Linked DNA regions of Mus musculus: region 1 is linked to region 2. The links are chromatin loops, found by intact Hi-C in ENCODE. Cell type or tissue: left cerebral cortex. All regions are shown on one strand.

What was found. A loop is a pair of places that touch in the nucleus more often than their neighbours do. Peaks named below come from ENCODE experiments on the same cell type or tissue, not always from the same donor. Only the 100,000 strongest peaks of a DNase experiment are listed, where the experiment ranks them.
Region 1: a loop joins it to region 2, with 2.4 times the contacts of the local background. A loop is called at or near these places in 2 of 42 quality-filtered maps.

The regions. Positions count from the first base shown.
Region 1 is chr13:89,194,885-89,202,884 of GRCm38, forward strand. All of the region lies in intron 9 of Edil3 (EGF-like repeats and discoidin I-like domains 3), which reads left to right. Among named protein-coding and RNA genes, the nearest start is that of Gm46433, 330 kb to the left of the region's middle. In left cerebral cortex, a CTCF peak has its summit at 4,442; a DNase peak (open chromatin) is centred at 4,593.
Region 2 is chr13:89,320,809-89,328,808 of GRCm38, forward strand. Edil3 (EGF-like repeats and discoidin I-like domains 3) reads left to right here. Exons shown (of 11, transcript NM_001037987.3): 11 at 1-2,417. Among named protein-coding and RNA genes, the nearest start is that of Gm34699, 210 kb to the right of the region's middle. In left cerebral cortex, no CTCF peak of the experiment used is centred here; DNase peaks (open chromatin) are centred at 3,613, 4,042 and 6,526; H3K27ac peaks cover 660 bases.

The DNA of each region.
Region 1 (8,000 bases), 130 kb before region 2:
AGGGAGGACACTCCTTGAAGGAGAAACATAAAATATGTACATTATTATACAAACAACCCTTAAACCCACAGAAGTCATGACACTCTCATGGAAACCAACAACTGTTGCCCCTGCCTGAGGGCAGGAACCATGTCATTCTGTTCCTACCAAGGCCATGCCAGACTTGGAAATAATCCAAATAAATCCTTTCTTCCCCAGGTTGCTTTTAGTTAAAATGGTTTAACACAGCAACAGAAAAATAAATAGTGTGCGTTTGGGGGTGGGGTGTCTATGTGTGTGTCTGTGTGGTGTGTGTGTATGACTGGTGTGCATGTCTTTGTATGTGTATGTATGTATGTATGTGTTTGTGTGTCTGTGCATGTTTGTGTTTCTCCAATGTAGAATCTCAAGATAAACGTTGAAATGCAAGGCAAAATACATTTAAACAAGTAACAAACTGCAAATAGTGTTAATTAATATCATAGATTGGTATTCATAAAAATGAATAAATTTTAAAATAAGTAAATAAAACAGTGTATTTACTTAAGAGATTTTTCAGCATTTTACCTAAAATTTTTAATAATAGATATTAATAATTTAAAATGCATATTATGCTAATTTTGGATCTTCCTTACTGAAACTCTATTGTTGAACAGCTATGTGTTTTAATTGCCTCATCATTAACCTTCAACAGCTCAGTAAATTTCTCTAACATTTATGATGTTAGCTGCCCAACAGATTCAACAAAAAGAGAAAATATTTAATATTTAATCAATCAGAAATGAAAGCACTCCTTGCCATAATCGAGTAAATTATAAAACTTAATTCATTTTGATATGATTCAGAAATCTGAGGGAAAAGAATGGAATTGATTTGTATTGACTGAAAATAATATATTTTAGAATAATGTATCATAAGCTGTTGACAGTGAGTGGACTATATAAGTATTTATTACCTTATTGGTGATGACTGTAGAAAACATATTCAGTATCAAAATACATTTACCAAAATTAATAAGTGTCAATACAGTATAATGTATTAACAGCAAAAAATGCTATAGCAAAGAAAATAAATGGCTCTTTTGGTCTATTATATTAATGTATTATTATCATGCATTTATTAATTCAAGGTAGTCATATTATTTCAATCAAATAAGTAAAATTAATAGAATGGTCAGGTTGTATGTTTTAGTGTTGACCTATGCTAAGCAGCATCTTACCCTAGAGAGATTCATTTTAATATTAATTTGTTGGATATGGGAAAGAGAAATTAAAGTTAAGCTTAATCAAATAAGTCTTATTTAATTTAGACTATTTCTGACGGTAAACATATGTCATGGCCATAGAATTCATATCTGCCTTGCCTACGTCTCTCAACTATTGGTTGGAAAAGAAGTGAAGGAAATGTTTTCAAGGATTAACTAAGCACTGGACTCTCAGGAATAGTCAGTGAGGCGGTATTCTGATTTTCAGTGCACACTACCACTATTATGTACATAGCAACCATATAATAAAAGCACCCAGAAGGAGAATCAAAAGGAAAAAGCTATTATTATGGACAGAGATGTTAAACAAATATCATGATTTATAACACTTGTGTATTTGAAGTAAATACAAGGAATCAAAAAATGACCTTGATTTATTTAAAATATAAAGAATCTTTAAAAAAATGTTTATGACCAACTCTGTCAAAGAATTCACCACTATTCCAGTAAAAAAATAATAGAAATAAGTAAAGCATAGTTTAAGAGGTATTTACATTAAAATATTACATAGGATTTTAGATTCAATGTTTAAAAAGCCATGAAGAAAAAAATGAAGGTATTTAGAAGCATTTGTTAATAAGTGGTATTTAAAACACTGAAAAGCTGAATAGCAGGACTTGATACATTAGATGTGAGTTTAGCAGACCCATTCATATTCTTAAGTCATGGACATTAAATGCAATTTGTCTTTCAGTGTGTATGTGTATATAAGTAAACCTTAATTATGTTTCTACTTATAAAATAATAAATACTCTTGTTTAAACAATGAGTTGTAAAGCAGTCCTGTGAGTAAAAACTAGACTTTGAGATTAATATTTAAAATCAAATGAGACTTTATAAGGATTCATAAGAAAAATTGAGTCAATGTTAATTGGAGATCCTATTTGCCTGTAAAGCAGCCCTTTGTTTTAGTTTTTGGTTTTAGGTTTTGTAGTAAGGTTATGGAGTCAGAGAAGTTTGCTGAAGATTTAGCAGCCAATCTTCAATGCAAAGAGGATACAACACATATTGGACAGTACATTCAGTGATATTTACCACAGCGTTTACTAGAGTGTCTAATGAATGAAATGACTGCCTTTCTCAGGGCATAATACCCTTGACCAGTTCTAACCAGCTGAGTCCCAGCCATTCGTTGTGATTGACAGCTTTTAGTATCTCTCTTGATCTCATTTATTCACTTAATTTATTGTTCTCCATGATTAAAATTGTATGCAGTTATAATATTAGTAAACATTTGAGACTGAACATTTGCAAACTAGTTTTGCTTTAAAATAGAATAAATAATAACTAGGAGGAATAATTATATTCTCACAATTCAGAAATATGTAATTATTACACATTTCACATTCTAGATATGTGTTCTTAGTCCAGGAAACTTGGCCATGGTTAAATCCACATGGTTAGCTGATTTGGTTTATCCAAGACACCTTCATAATTTTTATTTCAAGTCAATGATGCTATAATGTTTAGGTAATTCTGTTTTGCTGATATCTGTTATTATACATGTTTGTGTGTTTGGTTTAGTTGTCAATAATTTAGTCACTAGTTAGTATCAAGATAAAATACATTTATTTATAAAAAATATTGTGGGTGGGGAGACATGGCTGCTTTTATATCTCTTCTGAGTTGCTTGTTTTGTGGATTATTTACAGTGCAGTATCCTAGCCCACACCTTCGCAAGCTTAATTCAGCCAAACACATATGGTCAGAGTTGTCTCCAAATATGTATATTGTACTTATGTATGTGAACATGCATTAATGAGTTATATATTTACACATTTATATATTCTTCTAAGAATAAGGATATGGATAAACATTTTATGAAATAATATGGCTTTGTATGTAAAACAACATAGAAAGATTATATGACTTAATCCTGAAGATAAGAAAACTTTTTTCAAATTCTAATTTTTGTTTCTAATTATTATAATTTTTAAACCTATTTATATTGAATAGAATCTAATATTACTGCATTTTCTAATTAATAATATATTTACAATTTCCCTTTTTTTCATTTGCAATATTCTTCCATTCCATTGCAGACAATATATAAAATGATTTGTCACCTCTTTGCTTATATTTGTTTTTAAGTTTTCCAAATGAATTCTATGCATTGATTTTATCTCATCTTCATGCACTAGAGTTAACCCAGATGTGACTTAAGACTAGCTGATGCCATCTTAATTTTAATGGGTCATATTCACTGACCATTCTAGTCAAGGAAAGTAATATAGGACACCTGGCTAGTTGAACAAAATTTCCAGTGATCCAGAGGGCATAGCTAGAGATGTTTAAATACACAATATTTTTCACTCCACTAGTTAAAGTTTTTGTCTTTTGTTAAAATTGAATAATTTCCTTTACAACCATTTTCCTGTCCCTTAAATTGAGTGAATCATTGCTGTGCTGTTTATATAAGTTGAAGTTTATCCTATAAATACTACAAATCTGTATTTACCTTTTACTAAAAGAGACTATATATTTGGATACTCACCAATTTACATTAAAATAGGACGCCAAACTTAAGCAGTACTCATTTTGAAACACATCTCCCATGCTCTGTAACATGAACTCTAACATAAAAATGTCCTTTATTTCTTACTGGCTTTCTCATACTTAGCATTTTGACCACAGGTTTGTTGAATAACAGATTTATGGTTTTGCATGTTCCTTTTCATTTATTGCTTGTTGTGTTTTTTTTTCCCTAATCAGAAACATTTAGACAAAACAAGAGTGTGTATTTTTTTTGAACTTCACTCAGTAAAACCAATTCTCATACTCATTTGGTTATATTTTATGCTACATAAACATACCCATGCAAGGAATTTCAGCATTATGAAGAGAGAAACCAGCAAGCTTTTAGCTAGAACCATGATTAATAACTAGTTCTGTGTTTTAAAAATGTAACACACATTAGAATCTTGTAGTAATTGTATTCAAGTTTGCATCTGTCTTAAATGGCTTCTATCCCTAGTGTTTATACAACATAATTCGCAAAAACAAGTGTTGCTAGGAAATGAATAAGTAAATTAGGTTTCTTTCCTTTCCACATGGTGAGCATTTCAATCTTTCACAGTAAACTTTTCTTAAAATTTAAGTCACCTTTTCCCCTTCTTTTAACCACCTACTGGGGCTTCAGTCTTCATTTCTTGTGAGAAACACCTTAGAGTTTTAATCTCCAAGGATACCATATTTGATGCCCCTTCATGAGTACCACAAGGGGCATCTGTTCTGTTAGACATATGTCTGGTGATGTGGGAGGAGCTGCAATGCAAGATAATGGAACTAAAAGTACTTTAGAATGCAACACTAAATATATATGCATATGTTTCTACAGCTGCCTTGTACTCTCTAATGGGATACAGAGACGTTTCTAAAAATAAGACAGCTCAAAGCTCTCAGTGGAGGAACGTATACCAACAGCTGCTTGTATCTTCTAACATCCTGGGTGTCAAAGGCATTTTCTCAAAGTGTGGTTAAAGGCTGCCTTCATCTGAGTCTTCTAGCTGAATGAAACATTCTTAACTCCATTCTCTGAGATGCTCATGTGATAGGGGTTGCACATAGAAAAGTGAGTTTGGTGACAAATATACTTAGATTCTTTATGAAAGATGAAGCTTGAAAAAATCAATTATTCCAAGGGAATTATTTTAATGAGCTTTCCATATACTTAATTAAAAACTACTTGGATATTAAAAGTTCAGGCTTATGTTGATTTGACATTTATTCAGTGAAAGAATTTGACAACAAAACTTTAATTATTCCTCGCACTAGACTAAATAAAGTCTACAAAAGATATACATTTAGAGTCCAATAAAATCAATAAGAAAGTGGATCTGTATTGGCAGTTGTAGTTGTGGTTTTCACTGGCATGCCTGTGATGGAATCTACATAACATTTTAAACAGACCTTTAATATATGTACACACAGACATAGACATACTGCTGAACATTCACAATGACAAACAGTCTACACAATGGTCATGAGTATTGCCAAAAATTAAGAAGGCCTAGGATGAAGTACATATTTTTACACTGAAAATTTGTTAAATAAGACTGTTTTAAACTGCTAATTTGTGTTCAATTTATGGAACAATTTTTAATGAATTGATGTATTTTATAAGAGCACACCATAATGGTTAGAGCATTAAACTCCACTGCAAACCCTCTGGGCCCATATGACTTTTCTGCTAGTAACTACTATCTTGTGTCTTCTAACATCATATGTTTAAGATTAAGTGACTTAATGTGTATAAAGTTCAGAGGAGATGACTACTGTGAAATTGTTAGCTACTGTTATGAATGATTTAGCACCTAATGATACTATTCATGGCAACTTCTGTCTTCTAAGGTTAACATAAAAATACAGGAAACAGCTGAATATGAATTTCAAATAAATGATGAATATGTTTGAGAATAATCTTCTCCAAAAATATTGTTGGGAAATATTCAGAAAAACATTCTGATTTATACAAAATTCAAACTAGGAGTCTAATATTTTATTTTGCTGAATCTAGCAATCTTATATTTCTTCCTCTTGTAATAGCAAATTAAAAAAAAAAAGCTAGGATGTTGACAGATGGATGATGGTTAGCTAATACATAGTGATTTTAGGTGTAGAAAATTGATCTTTTGTTAACATTCAAGCAAATATTATTAAATTGACCTACACATCTATATTATTAATCTCCATTATTATCCGAGGAAGATGAAGGAAGTGATTTTTTAAAATTCTGGCTAGCTGTACCAACTGGAACCTTATGTGCACACATCAATGTGTGTTAAATTCTATAGGCAGTTTCTTTCAATATAGGGAAGACTTCAGTAAAATATTTTTCATCTCAGGAATTGATTGAAGTTGCTAGGAACACCACTGTGTTAAAGATTCTGAACCCCTTGTGTCTATAGTTTGTAAAATTTTTTATTTGATGACATTTAAAATTCTCAAAGATGTGTGTAGGTGTGTTTTCTTTTAGGCCTAGTGGGCTCATATTTTTAAATAGCTCATATCTTTTATGACATGAAGTCAAATCTTTATATTTTCCCCTTACCAAAAGTTTATCTATGAAATACAGTAAATACCCATTTCTTACGCCATAGGACAATTTAATACAATTACACTAATAAACATTCTACATGAAGCTATGGAAACCCCACTGCCATTCACAGTGGTACACCACTGTACGTGGCCTAGGTTGCTATATTCTCACTCCCTTCAAAACTACTTGCCTTAGTCAGGGTTTCTATTCCTGCACAAACATCATGACCAAGAAGCAAGTTGGGGAGGAAAGGGTTTATTCAGCTTACACTTCCATACTGCTGTTCATCACCAAGGAAGTCAGGACTGGAACTCAAGCAGGTCAGAAAACAGGAGCTGATGCAGAAGCCATGGAGGGATGTTCTTTACTGGCTTGCTCAGACTGCTCTCTTATAGAACCAAGACTACCAGCCCAGAGATGGGGGATCTACCCGCTTTATCACTAATTGAGAAAATGCCTTGCAGCTGGATCTCCTGGAGGCATTTCGCAACTGAAGCTCCTTTCTCTGAGATAACTCCAGCCTGTGTCAAGTTGACACACAAAATCAGCCAGTACAATTGACCCCTTGTCAACTTGACACACAAACACATCACTAGTAAGCCTCAACCCTCACATTCTTATTCATCCCCAAGATCTAAATAACTTTAAAAGTCCCACAGTCTTTACATATTAAAAGTTCAATCCCTTTAAAATATCCAATGTCTTTTAAAATTCAAAGTCTCTTAACTGTGGGCTCCACTGAAATATTTTCTTCCTTCAAGAGGGAAAAATATCAGGGCACAGTCACAATCAAAAGCAAAAATTAAACTCCAACTGTCCAATGTCTGGGATCCAACTCACGATCTTCTGGGCTCCTCCAAGGCTTGGGTCACTTCTCCAGCCCTGTCCTTTGTAGCACACAGCTTTTCCTCTAGGCTCCAGATACCCTTACTCTACTGCTGCTCCTGTTCTTGGTGGTCTTTCGTTGTCCTGGCATCTCCAAAACACTGTATGACCCCTTCAGTCTTGGGTCACCAATTGCAACTGAGGCTACACCTTCACCAATGGCCTTCCATGGCCTCTCACAGTGCCAAGTCACAGCTGTTCTTCATGACCTTCATGCCTTCAAAAGCAGTACCATCTGGGTGACTCTTAACACATTACCAAGTCCTGCTGCAGCATGAGGTACAACTTTGCCTATCTGGAACACAGCCTCTTTGTGCTTTCAGAAAACACTTCCCAGAAGATGTCACCTCAATGATGCTGGTCTCTTCTTAATCACAGCTAATTTCTTAGCTCCAGCTAACCAGCATCAATAGTCCCAGTAATGCTAAGGTTTCACTTTAGTACTTCTGGTATCTTGTTAATCACAGCTGATTCTTCAGCCCCAGCTAAACAAACCACAGAATCTTCACAATCAAAATAGCAATGGCCTTGAAAAGAGGCTTTAATCTTCCCTCTGAAATTTCACAAGCCAGGCCTCCATCTTCTGCACTGTTCTCAACATTATCTTCCAAGCTCTTACACAACATCTGACAGAGCTCTTAACACGGAATGGATCTTCTAGCCCAAAGTTCCAAACTCCTTCTACAGTCCTCCCCAAACATGGTCAGGTTGTCAAGGAATACCCAACTATGCTGGAACCAATTTGTCTTAATCAGGGTTTCTATTCCTGCACAAACATCATGACCAAGAAGCAAGTTGGGGAGGAAATGGTTTATTCAGCTTACACTTCCATAC
Region 2 (8,000 bases):
TGAAATGAAAATTCCAATGCTGTTTAAAACCAGTGGTAGTTTCTGAAGAAAGCACATTGTAAAATTATTTGTGAGAAGCGACGTATTTACAAATGACAAAGTCATAAAACATCTTCAGGATGAAAATTGATTTTTATTTCTTTTGCTTCAAAGGTCTTAGAAAAACTAAGCAATTATCATAACAGTTTGTTATTGATAATGGAGGCATCATTGACATATGTCTCAAATTAAAGCTCACACTGCCTCCATAAATGTCCTACATACCTAATTTATAAGCTTAACACATATTTATTTTATAAGGCTTTGACACAGAATTATTGGAGTTTTAAATTGAAGATCCAGGAAAGGAAAGGGTGGATGTGGATGAAATGCTAAAGAACTACACAACACTGCTATATTTTATTTTATTTTTGTCTTTAATATGTGTGCTGTATAAGCAAAGCCACTACTGTTATGTCCTGTCTGTTCACGTGTTCACAGCATCTCTCAATGATGTAAATATGAAGCAGTCTTCAATCACAGTGAAGAATTGAAAGTGAAAGTCAATCACATTACTGTTTTAAATGACAGCAAATTCATTGTTCTATGGTAACTGTCAGGCCAAATGTTTCTCCTTGCCCACCTGCTTACTGCAACAGATTTGTTAAAAATCTGTTGATTTTCAGCATATAAAATGCTGAATAATTTTTAACATTTTCCCAAAAGAAAACTGATATGCCCTCAATATTATTGTCCTAGAAAATGTTTTAAATTATTAATATAGAATATTTAAAATAGTATTTTTAATTAAAATAGTTATACATAGAATCACTTATGCCCTAAAGGTACATTTTCTGTCTTGCCATGGTCCTTGTTTCTATCAGTGATAACCATACTACTGAATTTGTAGCTGTTTTTCCTTGCAGATTCTTTATCCTTAATATAAAATTCCAGAAATTATGAATAATACGCTGTGCTGAAATACTTTTCAAAACTGTTCTTGATTTCATGTGGCACTGCTGGTACATGTTTAAAATTTGTTCTCCAAAGGAGTTGTTAGTAATGGTATCTGCTACTATTTACAAGGCTGGTGAGAGGCTTTCTCTTGCTTGTCCTCTTCCTCTCAGCTTCATGCGCTACCTACAGCATAGCTTACGCAATGGATATGCGTTTGTCCACAAGGGTGCTTGCACAAAAATTAATGACATGTATTAGGGAGTAGCTTGTATCAGTGGCTTCAAGTCGAAACATGGAATTTTCATTTAGTTTTATTTGCAAGTAAAATTTTACAAACACACAACCTGGAATTCCCTACTCTTCACTATACTACATAATTATTATGAGATAATTTCATTGTATAGAAGATTATGAATTAATTAGCTTTAAAAATATCAATTTCATGTATTTTATTCTAATCATTTGTCACAGACACTAATTCCAACTTTAGGGTTGACTTTCTCTCTGTGAATGTCTTCAGAAAGATAAGAATGGATCTTGAAGACCAGGCATTAATGACTATATCTTTGCTAGACATCAAATTATGAAATATAACATTGAATGTTGTAGTCTGGTGTGTCTGTAAGGACAGAAATAACTAAGATACACATAACTTTTGCAAACTTTCAAGCTGTGTAATATTCCAATGTTGTTGTTTTTTTTTTTGTAGATATACTTAAATCATGTAGGATGTTGTAAACTCAGTATGATCCTGTCTAGTCTTCAAACTTAAAATAAACTTTTGAAAAACTGTGCTACTTTTGAAGTTGTGTTTTAAACATCTGTGTAAGAATGTACAAATTGTCTGTGGCTGCCCTTAACCTTCAACATATGATTAGCTTAATTTGTATTTATATAGATTAACTAAATGCACAAAGAAAAAGAGATTATAATTGTATAATTATTTTAAAATATAAGACTGCAAAAGTGGTTTTGCCAAGATTATAAAAATGTATAAATTTATCCATACCTTTTTATTTGCAGAGATTTTGCAAAATATTAATAATCCAATTGTTTTCTCCAAATATATATTTAGAGTAGTATACTATAAGACTGATAAATCTATTATTATTCATACAACATTTCTATTGCTTCTATTGTTCTTTCAAATTTATCATGCTCAGGAGTATATTGAAGGAAGCTGGTTGGTAATAAGCTACAATGTGACATGAATAATACATATTAGCCTCTAACTCCAGCTATTGCTTAATGAAAGTCTGAACATGTGGCTTCTTTAAGAACAGTCTTTTCTGGTTCTGTAGAAGCCACGAGTAAAAAGGGGATGTGTAACTCTAACACTTCAATATTTTCTTAGGATTAAAAATTTAGAGTAAAACTAAAGATATTAAAAGTTGTTTTCTTCAAGCAGATCTCTGGTAGATCAAGTTTCATGGTTTTGTATACCAACATGTTCCTATCAAAGTAAATTTTAATATGAATGCATCAGTGGAGTTCCATTTTTTTTTCCTTATTTCTACATACACAAGCATACTTAAATGCATTTTATTAAGTAAAAACAATTACTGGAACAGTCTCAATATGCTTGCAGGTGAGCTATGAAAACAACTCTATGGGGTAAATTTTATTATAATAGCGGATTACTTAGAGGAGAACCTTCAACTAGGAGGAGAGCAGCTGATTCAAGATGCAAAAAGAAAATAAATTCTTAGCATTCCAAGGAGAAAAGGCTGACCAGTAGGAAACCTGTTAAAACTATGATAAATAATAGGATCCATCAGTACAACCTAAAAAGTAATACCTACAATTTCAGTTTTGAGTTTTGAATGCATGACTCTAAGTAAATAATTTTTTTCAAAGTTCAAGTAAAGAGGGGCTGGAGAGATGGCTCAGTGGTTAAGATCATTGACTGCTCTTCCAGAGGTCCTGAGTTCAATTCTCAGCAACCACATGGTAGCTCACAACCATCTATAATAAGATCTGATGCCCTCTTCTGGTGTGTTTGAAGACAGCTACAGTGTATTCACATAAATAAATAAATCTTTAAAAAAAAAAGAAGTAAAACTATTAGTGCCCCAAATATAAGGCTTTCTCTTCTACCAATGTTAGTTTTTAAAAAGTTAATGAACTAGGCAATTTATAGGTGTGTGTGTGTGTGTGTGTGTGTGTGTGTGTGTGTGTGTGTGTGTGTGGCAATATTGCTTTTGAGAAGCAAAGGGAGTTTTACTGAAAGAGGGAAAGAGAAGAATTGGAACATTTTGCCAGTGGAAAAACATCTCAACTATTCTAAAACAAAATGCACTGCCACATCTGTCTTTACAAAGTCGGAATGCCTAGAGTAAGTGGCAATTTCTCTATTGATTTTGAAGGAGAAAATAAGATTCTTTGATGCTCTTCTAGTAGCTACCTATAATTCATACTGGGCAGTTCACCATTGCTGCCAAGAAAGTACTTTCCACAGTAAGCAAGTCATACTCCCTCAAAGAGTTATTTCTATTAGTTGAATTTGGTAGCAGAAAAGAGAGAACACTCTTGGAAAAGGCACCTCATTTATGTTTTTTCATGACTTGCAGAAGTCGAATGAGTCATTTGAAACCACAATTTCTATAGAAAGATGGTGTAGTCACACCAGCAAATGGTTAGCACATCTCACTGTTAAGCATGGCATATGGTGATTGCCTCTGATATAATTTTGTTCTTAAAGATATGAGTCATATTCTTTCATATTTATATAAGCCCCCATGACACCCTTCCTCTGCCTACATATCAGTATGTTAGTAACGCTGATGAATTGCAAGGTAAGCTCAGCCCACTGCCATCTGCATGGGAGTAGCAGCAGTGAGACCAGTGGTACATTCAAACAATGTGCTCCCCATGGCCAGAGAGGATATGAGAGTCACATAAACACAGAGGTTGACATCAACAGGAAGATAGATGTCATTGATTGTGTAGGTCTGATAAGAACAGGGATGATAAAGTAAAAATCACACTGACCAACAGAGTACCTAGATCTATGCATTTCTTTTTTTAAATAATCATTTTAATCATTTAAATTTCAAATGATATTCTCCTTCCCAATTACTCCTCCACAAACCCTCCATCACAACCCCCTTCTGCCTCCCTCTCCTTTGCCTCTTTGAGGGTGCTCCTCCACGCACTCCATCACTCCTGCCTCACTGCTCCAGCATCTCCCTACACTGGGGCCTATAGCCTCTACAGGATCAAGGACCTCATTGATGCCAGATAACACCATCCTCTTCTACATATGTATCTGGATCCCTGGAGCTCTCCATGTTTGCTGTTTGGTTGATGGTTTAGTTTAGTCTCTGGGAACTCTAGCTGGTCCCATTAATTGATATTCTTCTTCCTATGTGGCTGCAATCCCCTTCAGCTCCTTTAGTCCTTCCTATAGATCTTCCATTAGTGTCCCTGGGCCCAGGATGATGGTTGGCTGTGAGTATCTGCATCTGTATTGGTCAGGTAGAACCTCTCAGGGAACAGCCATTACAGGCTTCAGTCAGCAAGTGCTTCTTGGTATCAGTTTAGTGTTTACAAATGGGATAGGTCCCTAGGTGGGGCTGTATCTGTTCCATTTTGTTGTTGTTGTTTGTTTATTTGTTTTTTGTTTGTTTGGTTTTTGGATTTTTTTCCCTGTATTTCCTTTGGACATGAACATTTCTGGGTTAACAATTTTAACATGGGTAGATGGCCTCATCCCTCAACTGGGGGCTATGCCTATGTACTGGAGGTGGTTTCTGCAGGCTCTATCTCTCCTTTGTTGGGTATTTCAGCTAAAGTCATCCCCGTTGAATCCAGGGATCCTCTCGATTCTCTGGAATCTTGTGTCTGGATACTTTCTAGTGTCTACCCTCAGTTTCCCCACCTTCTACTACTATATATTTCTATCCAATTTTCAAACCCGCTGTACTTCTATCCTGCCAATAGTTTTCCACTCTTTGTCATATAGGAAGCATTCAAAGGATAAACCAAATAAAACGTAGAATTGTCTCCTTTCAGCAAGAAAGGTCTACAGACCAGTGAATCTGACCAACTAGATTGCCTGTGTGTTTAAAGATCAAAGTATGTTCTTCCTAGGCCTGAGGAGAGGAGTCATGAAACTAAGCAAAGGCATTAAAGGTAGCAAAGCACAAAGGCAGCAATAACTGTGCTTGCTTTCTGGGCTTTGGAGCTTTATCGTTTATATATGTTAAGTAAATACTTCTTTACTTAACATACATCAGAAACATTCCCAAAGATGCCTATTGAATGGTATGAATATGCTGATCTGATGCTTGGGTTATGGGACCTGAGACTCCAAGTACATATTTAAATAATAGTAAAATAATAATTCAAATAGTTAACACAAGTAAATGAGTGAGCTGAAAATTTTTAAAAATTATATTCCAGGACATAAAAGAAATAGAGGGGTGGGAAAAGGAAATGATATTTATAACTATTTTGTTTATCAACTATAGCTTTGACTGTATATTTGTTCTTGACACAATAATCACAATACAGCTTATTTTGAAAACCCTAGGACACAATCATAAACATTCAGAACCATTTCAGCAGTACCACAGTGCTGCCCTGTAGAGTTGGTGTTTGTTGGTCACGGGGTTTTTGAATGATTAGTAGCCAGCATGGCTTTCCCGGATGAATTGGATGGATCCCATCAATGAGAAGTTGCTTATGGCTTGAAATGGAGAATAGTTTGGTGCTAGAAATGTGAAAAGATTTCTAAGAGGAAAAGAAAACACAATAAACAGAGAATTGTGTGAATTCCTTCTACCTGGAAGGCAAAGCTCTTTATTCTGCTCTTCTATAAAATACTGTTGGGACACTGACTCTTCCCTTGTTCAGTTTTTTCTAGATTTTGTTATGGAGCATCAGAGTCAAATGTCACCTGAAGGTAGCTTTGTGGGACATGCGTTAAGGTTAATAACGTTAGACCTTCAACTTGGGTTGTAACATAATAAAGATAGTGGATTGTCTGTTTATTTTAATAAATATTAAAGAATTTTAGACTAGACTTTATATAGTTGCTCCCAGTTTAAAAATTAATAATATAATCTCCTCCACACCCTCATTCTAACTTTCCATGTATTCTAGAAACTCAATCTGTAGAATCATGAGTGTGCTTCTTCTCAAATTTAATACCATATATTTATACCTTTGCATTATTGCATTATGCTATAATTCATATCTTGTGAGATACTAAATTGTACTTATCTTTTCTCTGATATATTCCTGATGGGTTTTCTGTTATATATTTCACATGTAAGATAACTCTTAAACAGTGGGATTAGTCTTCAGATAAGGTTAAGTGCATTCAGCTGATGTTTTGTTTGTGGTGTTGTTTATTATTAATTCAGTATAATGGAAGCACTTATATTGTACCAGCCAATATATGTGTCTTTGAAAGTATAGAGATGAAAAATCTGATTTCAGGCTCTTAGCTTATAGAATGAAGCTCTGTGTGTAAAAGAAAGGAGACAAAATGGATATGTTCTATAACAACATAAGAAACTGTGCCAGTCAATGCAACAGAGTAGAGAAGACACACTAAAGGAGGGAACACTGAAAGAAATCAAGCCTAAAGAATGACTCATAGGTACCACATGCACTACTCATGCCGAGTCTAAGAAGAGTAGATTAATATATGCTCTCCTTTGAGGAGAAGAAACAGAAGTCAAAGAAACTAGATTTTGACCAAATTGTAGGACTTTGATATCCACAGTGATCTCACGGCTACCCCTTATGTTCTTGTTTTAACTCAATGTACATTAAAAATGTATTGCATTGCAAACTAGAATGGACATAATAGTAAACCACCAGTAGCTAAGCAGTTCTGAATTGTTTATTTTACATTGTCTTATATAGCCCTATATATTTTCATGAATCCTCAATACTTAATGATGTGGTTTTAAAATAATCAACCAATGGTTAAAAATTGATCACTAGATGATTATACTTTAATTCAAAACTGACTGATTTTTTCAACAAACTATTGAGATATATTTGACAGCATACTTTTTCACATGGTAAGTAACATACCCAATATGTCAAGGCAACAATCAAAAGCACGATCATTTGATAATCTCTATGTAGAAACAATGAAATACTGAGGGCACCAGGAAAAGTGTTGACACCAACAAACTAAAGTTCAGTGTAGTTTAATTTACAATGTTTCAATTTCTGGAAGCAAAAAGCTTGCAATAAAATTTTATTTTAGATTTTTAATTTGGTCTTTCCCTGAATATTTACATGCTTTGAAACTTTCTTGCAATATGGGTTGTAGCAAGGAGCTACAGTCTCAGTCATGCAACCATGAACGGAAACAACTATTCTTTCCAATATCTAGTAACTTCTACTGTTCTCTGAATACAGACATTAAAAAAATTACATAGAGGGTAGAGAGAATATCTTATGTATTGCATGGATGCATCACCTGATAATTAAAAAGCCTATGACATATGGTAAAGGGTAGAATAGGAGGTGGGATATCCAGGAGGCAGAAAGGATTCTGGGAGAGTTCCAGGCAAGAGTTGGTCCCTGGAAGATATAACAAGAGGAACTCATGATACCTGAGCACAGGTAACCAGCCATGTGGCATAATGTAGATTAGAATAAGTGGGTTATTTTCACTTATGATCTAGTCAAAGGAGAGTCTATCTATGTAGTCAAGGTATTTATAAATATATTTTGAATCTGAGTCTTATTTCTGGGTGCCATAGGATTTGGAGGAAAAATCAAACCTAACCTCCACAATAAAGTAAATCACATATCATTATTAAACTGGGATATGTGGATGTTGCTACCTCACTGTATGCTGGCATAATGTTCTGAGCACTTCTAAGATATTGCATGGATTATGTATGTTAAACACAATTTTTAGCACATTGCTTTTCCTGTCCAATGGGATTTTTGTAACACATTCACATCCTCAGTTGAGGAACTTTGTCTGTTGCAACAAGAAATGTTTTTGATGAGGGAGGGATGAGGACTATAGTTATCTGTGGGTATAAGGACAGGTATTTAGAGTATAGTTATGGCTTTTGCTGGTTTAA